Linked DNA regions of Homo sapiens: region 2 is linked to region 1. A link is a loop called in an ENCODE intact Hi-C map of the cell type or tissue named here. Cell type or tissue: endothelial cell of umbilical vein. All regions are shown on one strand. Links, peaks and the distances in the headings refer to the core of each region. The heading gives the core; the rest is flanking DNA. Region 1 has its middle 34 kb from the start of LCA5. Region 2 has its middle 56 kb from the start of LINC01621.

Region 1 (5,392 bases), core at 248-5,247:
ATGATGCTAGGTGGGTACACAGGAGACTTCAAAAATATGTTAAGAGTCTTCATTCTTTTCTTGTTTTTTACTCTTTTTAAACTAACTTTTTAATTTTCTGTAGTAGGAATTTTATTGTGGTAAGAGTTTTCATTCTTAAGCTCAGTGGTAGGTGGGAGCAGGCTTATTTTATTTTTCTTATCTATATTGTACATACTTATTTTATATTCTTAGTATGTATGAAATAATTAAAAATGAATTTTTTTGTTACTATGCATAATATGTGTCAATGGAAAGAGTCAAACTGTAGAATATTGGAAGAGATTTATTCTAAGCCAAATATGAGTAAGCATGGCCTGTGACACAGCCCAAGAGATTCTGAGAACATGTGCCCAAGGTGGTCCAGCTACAGCTTGGTTTTATGCATTTTAGGGAGAATTAAGACATCAATCAATACATGTACGATGTACATTGTAAGATGTACGATATACATTGGTTCTGTCCAGAAAGGTGGGACAAATTGAAGCTTGGGGTGGATAGTTCAAGGTCATAAGTCAATTCAAAGAATTTCTGATTGGCAATTGGTTGAAAGAGTTATTACCTAAAGACCTGGAATGAATAGAAGGGAGTGTCTGGGTTAAGATATGCAGTTGTGGAGAACAAGGTTCTTATTCTTATCCAGGTAGCAGGCTTCAGAGAGAATAGATTGTAAATGTTTCTTATCAGACTTAAAAAGGTGCCAGACTCTTAGTTAATTCTCTCCTGGGTCAGGAAAAAGACCTGGTAAGGGAAAGAGATTCTCCCAAGAGACAGCTTTGCAAGGGCATTTCAAAGAAATATATTTTGGGGTAAAATACTTTGATTTCTTTCAGGGCCTGCTATCGGTTATGTTAAGAGTCTGTTTTGTTAGTCTTAAGGTCTCTGTGTTAATGTTAATGCTGGTCAATTGTGCCTGAATTCCAAAGGCGGAAGGGTAAAATGAGGCATGTCCAACGTTCCCATCCTGTCTTGGCCTGAACTTTTTCAGGCCAACAACTTTTTTCAGGTTAACTTTGGAATGCCCTTGGGTCAGGGGGGTGCTTAGAATTTTATTTTTGGTTTACATATGTATTAAGCTAAATAACCTTCTTCTGGTTTGTATCCTAATTCTAAAGTGGGTTTCTTTGCCTAACTTGTCCGAATGCATACCTACAGTAGTCTCTTTAATCACAGTGTCTGCTTGGTTCCAATTACTGTCTGTAAAGGGAATTCTGTCTTTATACCTGTATCTTCCTTTGTAGAGAATTTACACCCAAACTGTATAGAGTAAGACTGTCAATGGGAACACGCAGAAAGGATAGTTTTGCTGAAATTGAGGGCTGAGATTACGGATAAATTGAGAGATTTCTACTTTGCTTTGTGCTGAGTAGCAATGGTTTTCATGTCTACAATTTTTAAATAACATTAAAAATAATCCATTTCCCCTTCCTTTTTCACAACTCTCCCCACACTAAATATCTTTAAGAACATATGGTAGTTACAAGGAAAAGCCAAGTGAATATCTGAAACATTAATGTGCCATGCTGCTATCATTACAAGAATAAAGAAAACTGGGAATCCAGAAATCTCCTAACACAACAACTGTTGCCTGCCAATTCTTATATCAAATAAAAATCATCATCTAGGGCAAGGATGGTTGCACGGTGACTAAGCAGGCAGATGGCAGGTGTGAGGCAAAACACTCTGGAGTGCTAGCTCAAATCATTTTGCATTACTCACTGCTGGAAAGATAGGGAATCAAAAAACAAATTGCACATTGGACTAGGAGTAAAATACTGAAAACTCAACTCACAGAAATATAAAAGGTAAAGAAGACAACCACAATTGTAAATGTCATGTTGTAACTTCTAAAGCAAATTCTTTAGGTCTGCCCTGTGATCTTTCTCTGCCTCCATCTGATTTAAGCCTCCTCTATCTGTCCTTGTGATTCACAAGAAGGTAATTGTTTCTCCACTTTACCAACCCTGCCAGAACTGGGACCACCTGTTTCAAAAGTAACCTGGCTGCATTCCTGAAGGCAATGTTCCAAGGCTAGAGATAAGATGTTAACCACCTCCTTGCCTGGCAAGAACCCATGGTGGTTCACTGCCTTAGCAGTGGGTCAGTTCCTGGGAGTGAGCAAATCTAATTTTCATATATTAGATTCAGGGAAAAAAACAAAAACTCAAGCACTCTGTTTTATTTGCATAACTGCTTTACATATTGCTATCATAAAGGAGATTAGCTTTAACGAATATGAATGTAATTATAGAAAAGGGCCCTAGGTGGAGCCTCAGTACTGGTGGCAACAAATGGAAGAACAAATTGAAAATACATCGAAGCCCTCCAAAAATTACATAATTGCATTTTATAGAACTAACCTGTTTGTTGTTATTGTTGTTTCTCCAGCATAGGAAACAGCTGGATATAAAAAAGATGCTTTGTTAGTTAAGAATAAACCTTAAAAGAGCTTTGTTCTGTAATCAAGAATGAAAGCGCATTAATGCTGGTATTCTGTCTCTGATGGAGTTTCTACAAGGCAGTGTGTATGGTAGAGAACTGTCCCTAACCTTAGCACATTCTCCTGAATGAACGTCTCTCCTTTCTCCTTATAAGGACATTGCCACTTGTTTATCTATTTACACATAGTAAAACCATCTTACATTGTAAAAGAAATAATCAGGATTATTTTTAAGATGACTTGCTTTTATTAGATTATAAACACAGAACCTGTAAGAAGTCAAAATCACTTTTTTCTGGTTTTGTTTTGTTCTGCTTTGCTTTGTTTGTCACCACTGACAAATAACCTAGACAGACTTACTAGGTTTTTTTCCCAGCTTTATTGAGGTATAATTGGCAAATAGAAATTGTATATATTCAAGGTGTACAACATGATGATTGGATATACATGCACACTGTAAAATGATTACCACAGCCAAATTAATTAACATATCCATCACCCAACCTAAGAAATTAAACACTGCAAAAACTTAAAATCTATTGGTAACACCCTTTGATCACAGCCAAGTCCCTTTACCTTCATGGCATAGTTAATTTGGTGTTTATGATTTAAGTATATGTATAAAATTGTACTATATACATATATATCATTAAATAAAACATAATGTATCAATACTTCTAAACTTATATACTTGGTTACATACTATATGTGTGTTCTGCAATTTCTTATTTTCTCAGCATTATGTTTGTGAGGTTTACCCATAATGATCTAAGAAGCTCTATTCATTTTTTAAAAAATAAACTCTTTTTTTGGAATAATTTTAGACTTTCAGAAAAGTTGCAGAATACAGAGAATTTCCATACACCATTCCCCCAACCTCTTCTAATTTTAATATCCTACACAACAATGGTACATTTGTCCATACTAAGAAATTCACATTGGTATGTTTTAATTACCTAAACCACAAACTTTATTTGGATATCACCAGTTTTTCCACTAGTGTCCTTTTTCTGTTCCAGAGTTCAATCCAGAATACCACATTGCATTTAGTATTAACTCATTTTTTCTGCTGTATGATTACACTACAATTTATTTCCTCATTATGTTGATAGATGTTTAGATTTCATTAATGTACCTGATGATATCGTTGTATACACATATGATATCTTCGTGCACGTAATATGTAAAGCATGCTCTTCAAAGTAGTAATATCAATTTATTTACAGTCTCACAAATATATTAAATTTCCCACTGCTCCAAATTCTTTCCAACTCTTGGTATCATGAGATTACATTTCTACCAATTTTATGGGTATAAAATGGCATCTATTTTTATTTTATTTTATTTTATTTTATTTATTTATTTATTTTGAGACATAGTCTCACTCTGTCGCCCAGGCTGGAGTGCAGTGGCGTGATCTCAGCTCACTGCAAGCTCTGCTTGCCGGGTTCACGCCATTCTCCTGCCTCAGGCTCCCGAGGAGCTGGGAGTACAGGCGCCCGCCACCACGCCCGGCTAATTTTTTGTATTTTCAGCAGAGATGGGGTTTCACTGTGTTAGCCAGGATGGTCTCGATCTCCTGACCTCGTGATCCGCCCGCCTTGGCCTCCAAAAGTGCTGGGATTACAGGCGTGAGCCACTGCGCCTGGCCTATTTTTATTTACAATTATTCTATTACTAGTGAGATTGAGCATTTTCATGTGTGTTCATGTTAATTGCTATTTGATTTTTTGGTAGGGATTTGTAGACATTTTATATATATGTACACATACTCTATGCTAAATATTTGTTGCCAATATGCATTGCAAATGTCTTCTCTAGTTAGTGGTTTGTCTTCTCTCACTTTTTAAAATGGTGTCTTTAGATGCACAGACATTTTAAATGTTAATGTGGTCTAATTGATTCATAATCTTTTCCTTAAAGGTTTCATTTTCTATTTATTGATATCAAAATCTTTCCCAACTCTGAAAGCACAAAAATATTCTTCTATACTTTATTCCAAAAGTTTGAAGATTTTACTTTGTATATGTTGGTCTTTACTTGAGGCAGATTTTGTACATCATGTGAGGTAGAAATCCAATTTTATTTTTCCCTCTGTATAGATACCCATCATCTCAGCAGTATTTATTAAATGGTTTATCTTTCCCTACTGATCTGCAATGCCACTGATGTTAAATCTCAAGTTTCCATACGGGCCTGGATCTGTTTCTGGATTCTTTGTTCCTTCCACTGTTCTCTTTTCCCTATTCTTTTGCTAATACCACACTATTGTAATTATAATATTTTTATTATTAAGTCTTAATATCAGGATGAGGTCCCACTTTGTAGTTTTTCTTCAAGAGTGACCTGGTTATTTTTGCCCTATGTTCTCTCATTTCTTTGGAAGGATTCTAATGACTCCTTCTTTGTTAAAGTCCACAAAACAAAACAAAAACTTGGTGGAATCTGGAATTGTGATGAATTTGAAGGAAAATTGATATCTTTATGTTCCGAGTATTTGTATCCACATACATGATATATTAGTAGGTCTCTTTTAAAGTATCAATAAAGGCTTATAAATTTTTCTTAAAGTCTGCACAACTATTGGTAAATTTTTGATACCTTATTTTTGTTTTTAAATGTTACTTTAAAAATTATATTGTATAACTATTGCTGATGTAGAGGAATGCAATTGATTTTCATACATTTAAACTTGCTGAATGTATTACTATGTTTAACAATTTGTCATTAGTTTCTTTTGGGTTTTCTCTGTGGAAATTAATTTTTTGCAAATAACACAGTTTCAATTCTTCATTTGCACCCTTTGTATGTTTTATTTGTGTATTTCCTCTTGAATTCTCTAATTACTAGGTACAAGATTCTATGTGTGTCTGTTTGGGTCAGCTATTGCTGTTGTTGAGTAGGAAAAATAATTTTTCTCCTGAGCCCCTTATA
Region 2 (5,392 bases), core at 188-5,187, 190 kb after region 1:
CTAATCCTCTTGGGTCCACATTTTTTTTGGATTGTATAGTATTTGAAGATCAAAATTAACTTTTCATACTTACTTGGACTGTGCAGCTTTATAATGAGCATCCCATTTACTCTGGGAAGGTCTATTTCATTGTCAGGCACATTCTGCAGTGTTTCACATCAATGAGGTAAGAATTAAATGAATGAATAAATTGTTTTCTGAAATACCAAAAGAACTATGTGTAAAGCAATGCCTCCAAGAGAGTGAACGCTGCAAAAATTCAAATAATTGTTTACAGAAGATATGCATAAAGATTGGGAATTATATCTTTGATTTGTGCCTGTCACTACTGTGAGTATCTGTCATATCATTGACCACAAGAGACGATTATGTCTGCCCATCACCATTCAGTTGTTTCAACTTCTCTTCTGAAGGCTCAGCAACAGTCTTCCAGAAATAGAAAAGAAGCCCAAGAATAAAATATTTCCTTTATTTCAACTTTACCATCTTCAGCATGGTCATCTCTGACCACTTTGCACATTGGTCAGTGTTTGAAGCATGGAGAATGCTAGCAGAAAGAATTCCTAGGTATTATGCTTTTAAAAATATCTGCCATTACTAAATGATACCACTGATTTAATGTTTTATTTTCTTGATTCATTCTTTAGTTAACAATTTAATAAGGAAAGCATATTTCAACTCTTTAAAGCTATTATTCAAATTCATTAAAATACTGCATATTCAAACTGAAATTACCATCTACCAACCAGATGTACCATACCTAACATTTTGCACTGCTTTACTCTGTTACATCTGAAACACAAATAAAATCTCCAAGGGGCCACATAGAATAACAGAATGGAAGTTCTCTAATTCTGTTTCCTTCTCTTTCCAATCTCTGTGCTATCATTATTTAATTTTGAGTCACTATTTAAAAGTAGAAATAGGGAGTACCACAATGGTTATGTCCAAATCAAACTTTATTTTTTATAAACTTACTCATCATAAAGAATGCAAATTACTGAATCCCTGTGTGTTGGGAGCCAACTGATTAAAGGAGATTTCTCCAAATTAAGTTCTATATGGAATATTTACTAAAGGATAACAATAAAAATCTATTAATCAGAAGCACATACACACAATAACCAGTTATTATTCAGAACTTAGACCAACAAAAGTTATTTATAGGGAGAAGTATTTTATCACTGACATTACATAGTATTGTCAGTGTGTGGTGATGATAAAAAAGCAGACTGACTTATAGTCAATTTTATTGTTGTTTTTAAATTCTCTACAATTTGCTGCCTATTGCCTGCAAGGGGTGGGCCCTTCCCACCACCCTTGGTACATCTCTGGTCTTGAATGATTTTCTAGCCAAAAGAATCATTTTTAAGGTTTGTGAGCTTGTATAAGAAGAGAAAACTAGTTTCTTGTTTCCTGACTGCTTACTTAGTCATTGAGCTTGATGACCTGCTTCAGTGTTTCCATGTGGGAGAAAGTTGGTATAGCGGCATATCCTGGTGGAAAGGACAGCACTGTCTCCAAAGTTCCAAGTGTGTACCTGTGACTGAGGCCCTCGAGTTGGGCCATGGTGCCTAGGAAAGCTGTTTGGGATAATTCTAGATAATGGAGCTATATCAACAAAAGAATAAGGACAGCGACCTCTTTACCATGGAGGCAGGGTTGTCTCTGTTAACACCATAAAAGGGAAACCAATGTGCTCTGTGTAGCTGCATAAAGACATTTCCATCCTCCCTGACCCAACAGCCCCTCCATGTCCTCCCATCTAAGCCTCCGGAGCTTCAAGCTCATCTGTGGAAGAGATCTTTAAATTAAAGGTGAGATCTTTAAATTAAAGGAGAAACAGAAATTTTAAGTGAAAGAAATTCATTCTTAAGAAAGACAATCACCCTGGTTTAATAACTAAGCAAGTTGACAAGTTATGGAATCAGTCCGATATGTGTTTGAGGTAATCTATTACCTACTTGGAAAAATGCATCTAAGTGGAGTGTCAATAGAGTAGTAAATTTTGGGGGAAAAAAATAGAAACTTTCATTTTTGTACTTGGATATGTTGGAATTCTTTATTGGGCTGTATTCCATTTGCTACAAAATGAGTAAATGCACCTCTGTCCCTTCTCTGCTGCTTGGTGGGAACCTAGAGAGTGTTTTCCGTGTGTGTCTGTGTGTGTGTGTGTGTGTGTCTGTGTGTGTGTGTGTGTGTGTGTGTGGAAATGGGGGTCTCGTTATACTGCCCACACTGGTCTGGAAGTCCTGGCCTCAAGCCATTCTTTGAGTTCAGCCTCTCCAGGTACTGAGATTATAAGCATGAGCCACTGCTTCCGGCCAAGAGTTATTTCCTTAACTGGATTTTGCTCTAGTTGTCCTTCGTTTCCAGGAATTGTGCTGGTCTGGTATATGACTTTCTTTCAGATATTTCCTCCTAACATTTGAGCTTTGAGTTTATCTCCACATCATCTAAGGTTAAAGAGGAGAACAATTCAAAAGGGGAATGAGTTTTGGAGCTTTTTCTAAAGATGTGTGTGCCTCTCACATGCACAAAATTCTCTCTCAAAATTTGAATTAGCCAAAAGCTATCACACAAATCATGGCAACTTGTCTTTCTTCAAATGATATGATTTCCCCTTTTTGTTTTCCAAATATTTATTATATTTTATTTGTTTCCTTTTCAATTGTTCTGTTCCATTTCCTTTGGGAAATACAGAGAAGTGCCCCATAATTTTCTTTTGGACTGGATAATTATAAAGTCCAGATGATTTCTTTTTATGTAAACATCTCTTAAATTGTTAACATACTTAAGTCTCTCATTTAAATGATGACTAGAAATTGTTGAATTTGAGTTATGTATGCTTAAGACATTCCGTCATTAGAATACCAGAAAATCTTTTGAGGCTACTGATTGTATTGGGCTATGAAATTTCCTTCCCTGTGTTTACAGAAACAACAACAAAAAAAACATGCTATTTCAAAAGTATTTTATCTCGGGGCCTATTTATTTCTAAACATGTGCCTATTTATTTCTAAACATGTAGCTATTGAATGCTGTATCTTCTGTGATAAAAATTGTAAACATTTTTTTCTCAACTTTTAGATTCAAGGGGTACATTTTCTGGTTTGTTACAAGGGTATATTGTGTGATGCTGAGGTTTAGGGTACGATTAAACCCTTCACCCAGGTAGTGAGCATAGTACCCAATAGGTGGTTTTTCAACATTCCCCCCCGCCATTCCCTCTTTTAGTCTTCAGTGTATATGGTTCCCATCTTTATGTCCATGTGTACCCAATGTTTAGCTCTCACTTATAAATGAGAACATGCAGTGTTTGGTTTTCTGTTCCTGGGTTAATTCACTTAGGATAACAGCCTCCAGTTGCATCCATGTTGCTGCAAAGGGCATGATTTCATTCTTTTTTTATGGCTGTGTAGTATTCCATGGTGTATATGTCTCATATTTTCTTATCCAATTGCCCATTTATAGGCATCTAAGCTGATTCTATGTTTTTGCTATTATGTATAGTGCTTCCATGAACATACAGGTGCATTTGTCTTTTTGGTAGAATGGTGTAAATATATTTTTAAAAAGAGATACTACACAAATTTTACCATAGTCATTATTAACTTAGAAGGCATTGAACATGGTTTTTAATATTTCAGATGCTAATGAAAATACATGTGCTATAATTAGGAATAATAGAAGAGGATCCAAGGAAAACAAATTTCACGTTTGCCTCACAGGCCAAACCCTATAAGGACTTATAAGGTTCTGGGGTACGTTTGTGTGTTTCTGACTTAAATGCCCAACTGAATTCCCCTCCTGCATTTTGTCATATTTCCGTAAGTGTTACCAGGCCCCTGCTGAACTAGGTCACATAATGCAGCCTCTAGAAATGACAGTCTTTAGAAATACGTAAGAATTTAAGGTGGAAATGAGACTTGAGATAGATAGGGCCAATTGGACTGTCTTTTCACGAACCCAGGGAATGAAACAACTTCTAGAAAGAATATTATCTATATCTTATATTAATAGAACTCCAAATAAAATAATAAAATAATAATAAAAAACAAAATAATAATAATAAAAACAATAAAGTCCTTCATAAGTTTATATCACGTATTAACAGGTTTTAAAATTTATTCTTTTTTTATGACATTCCTGTGAAGTAGCTATTATCATCCCCATTTTATCCATCTTCCATGAGATGGCGGTTGGCCATTTTGAAGTTCACACACTTTAAAAAATTAAAGAGATTTCAAGTATGAACTTCTGATATATAATAAATTTCATATCCTCATTTATCTTGATTTAAGTTTTTAAAAAAATCAAATATCCCCTTCTCTGTCACTCATGTTATATCCTTCTTCTGGCCATAGTTCTAATTCATCTGTTTCTCCTCAGTTGAAGCCAAGTTCCCACAGTTTCAAGAAAAAGGGGAATCTTTTCTGTTTTCATCCCAGGACTCCTGCTGAGACCCATGGAGTAACTATTCTCTTCTCCATCATCTGGCCTCTGCTGTAACAACATCAAATCTGCCCAGGGAAGTTCTCAGAACTCACCAGCGTCTGTTGGTTGGCTCTGTGCCTATTTCTAGCCTTTGGTGGCTAGACTCAGAATGACAGCCAGCCTCCAGTAGTACAAGGTGGAGAATTCCATGAGGGATGGACTCCACCTTGTTCCTCTTTATATTGCCAGCACCTAATACAGTGCCTAGCATGCCTGGCACCTACTAGAGCTTCAGTAAACATTTACTGAATGAACGAATGAATGAGTAAATGAGAAATTTGTATCTCATTCTATTGAGGGAAAAAACTAAAAAACTAAAATGAGAGAGTTAAGCAAATTAGCCAAACTCATGATTGTTAGTGACTAAACCAGTCCTTGAAATCAGATCTATTCACTCCCATTACAATGTGTTTCCTCTGTACATGTAATGTGTGGCCCTGTTGGTCATCTTCTCCATCCCTCTTAATTGCATCCCTAGCAGAGAGATTTCCTTCAGTTTTACTAAGCTCAGTTAGTGGGCCCCCTCTGTGTAATCTCTTGCCCCATCCCCACCCCTTAGAACCTATAATTTCTCCAAAATTGCATTGCTTTCATCATAATGCACCGTGTACTGCACAGTCCCATTTCACCTGGGCAACATGGTGTGTTGTCAGGGAAAAAGCATTTAACCTATATAACCTGCCATAATGTATTCACATCCCTTGCCACAGGAACAGGATAAAACTTTTGTACCTTAGATTAACTATTTTATTACAAAATGACAACAATTGTAAAATTTCAAACTCTTTGGAAGGTGTAAAATGGAAAGTTAAAGTCCTAACTCCCACTACTAATTCTCATCACCTCTTTCCAGATGTGAATGCTATTAACAACATCTTGTGTCTCACCAGGAAGC

What was found. Peaks named below come from ENCODE experiments on the same cell type or tissue, not always from the same donor. Only the 100,000 strongest peaks of a DNase experiment are listed, where the experiment ranks them.
Region 2: it touches region 1 in a loop (3-fold over the local background); 1 of 110 quality-filtered maps calls a loop at or near these places.

What each region holds. Positions count from the first base shown.
Region 1 is chr6:79,568,656-79,574,047 of GRCh38, forward strand. It overlaps a transcript of SH3BGRL2 not described here. Among named protein-coding and RNA genes, the nearest start is that of LCA5, 34 kb to the left of the region's middle. In endothelial cell of umbilical vein, for the core only: a CTCF peak has its summit at 2,280; DNase peaks (open chromatin) are centred at 1,656 and 2,276; H3K27ac peaks cover 407 bases.
Region 2 is chr6:79,753,830-79,759,221 of GRCh38, forward strand. No RefSeq gene overlaps it. Among named protein-coding and RNA genes, the nearest start is that of LINC01621, 56 kb to the right of the region's middle. In endothelial cell of umbilical vein, for the core only: no CTCF peak of the experiment used is centred there; a DNase peak (open chromatin) is centred at 2,352; H3K27ac peaks cover 1,268 bases.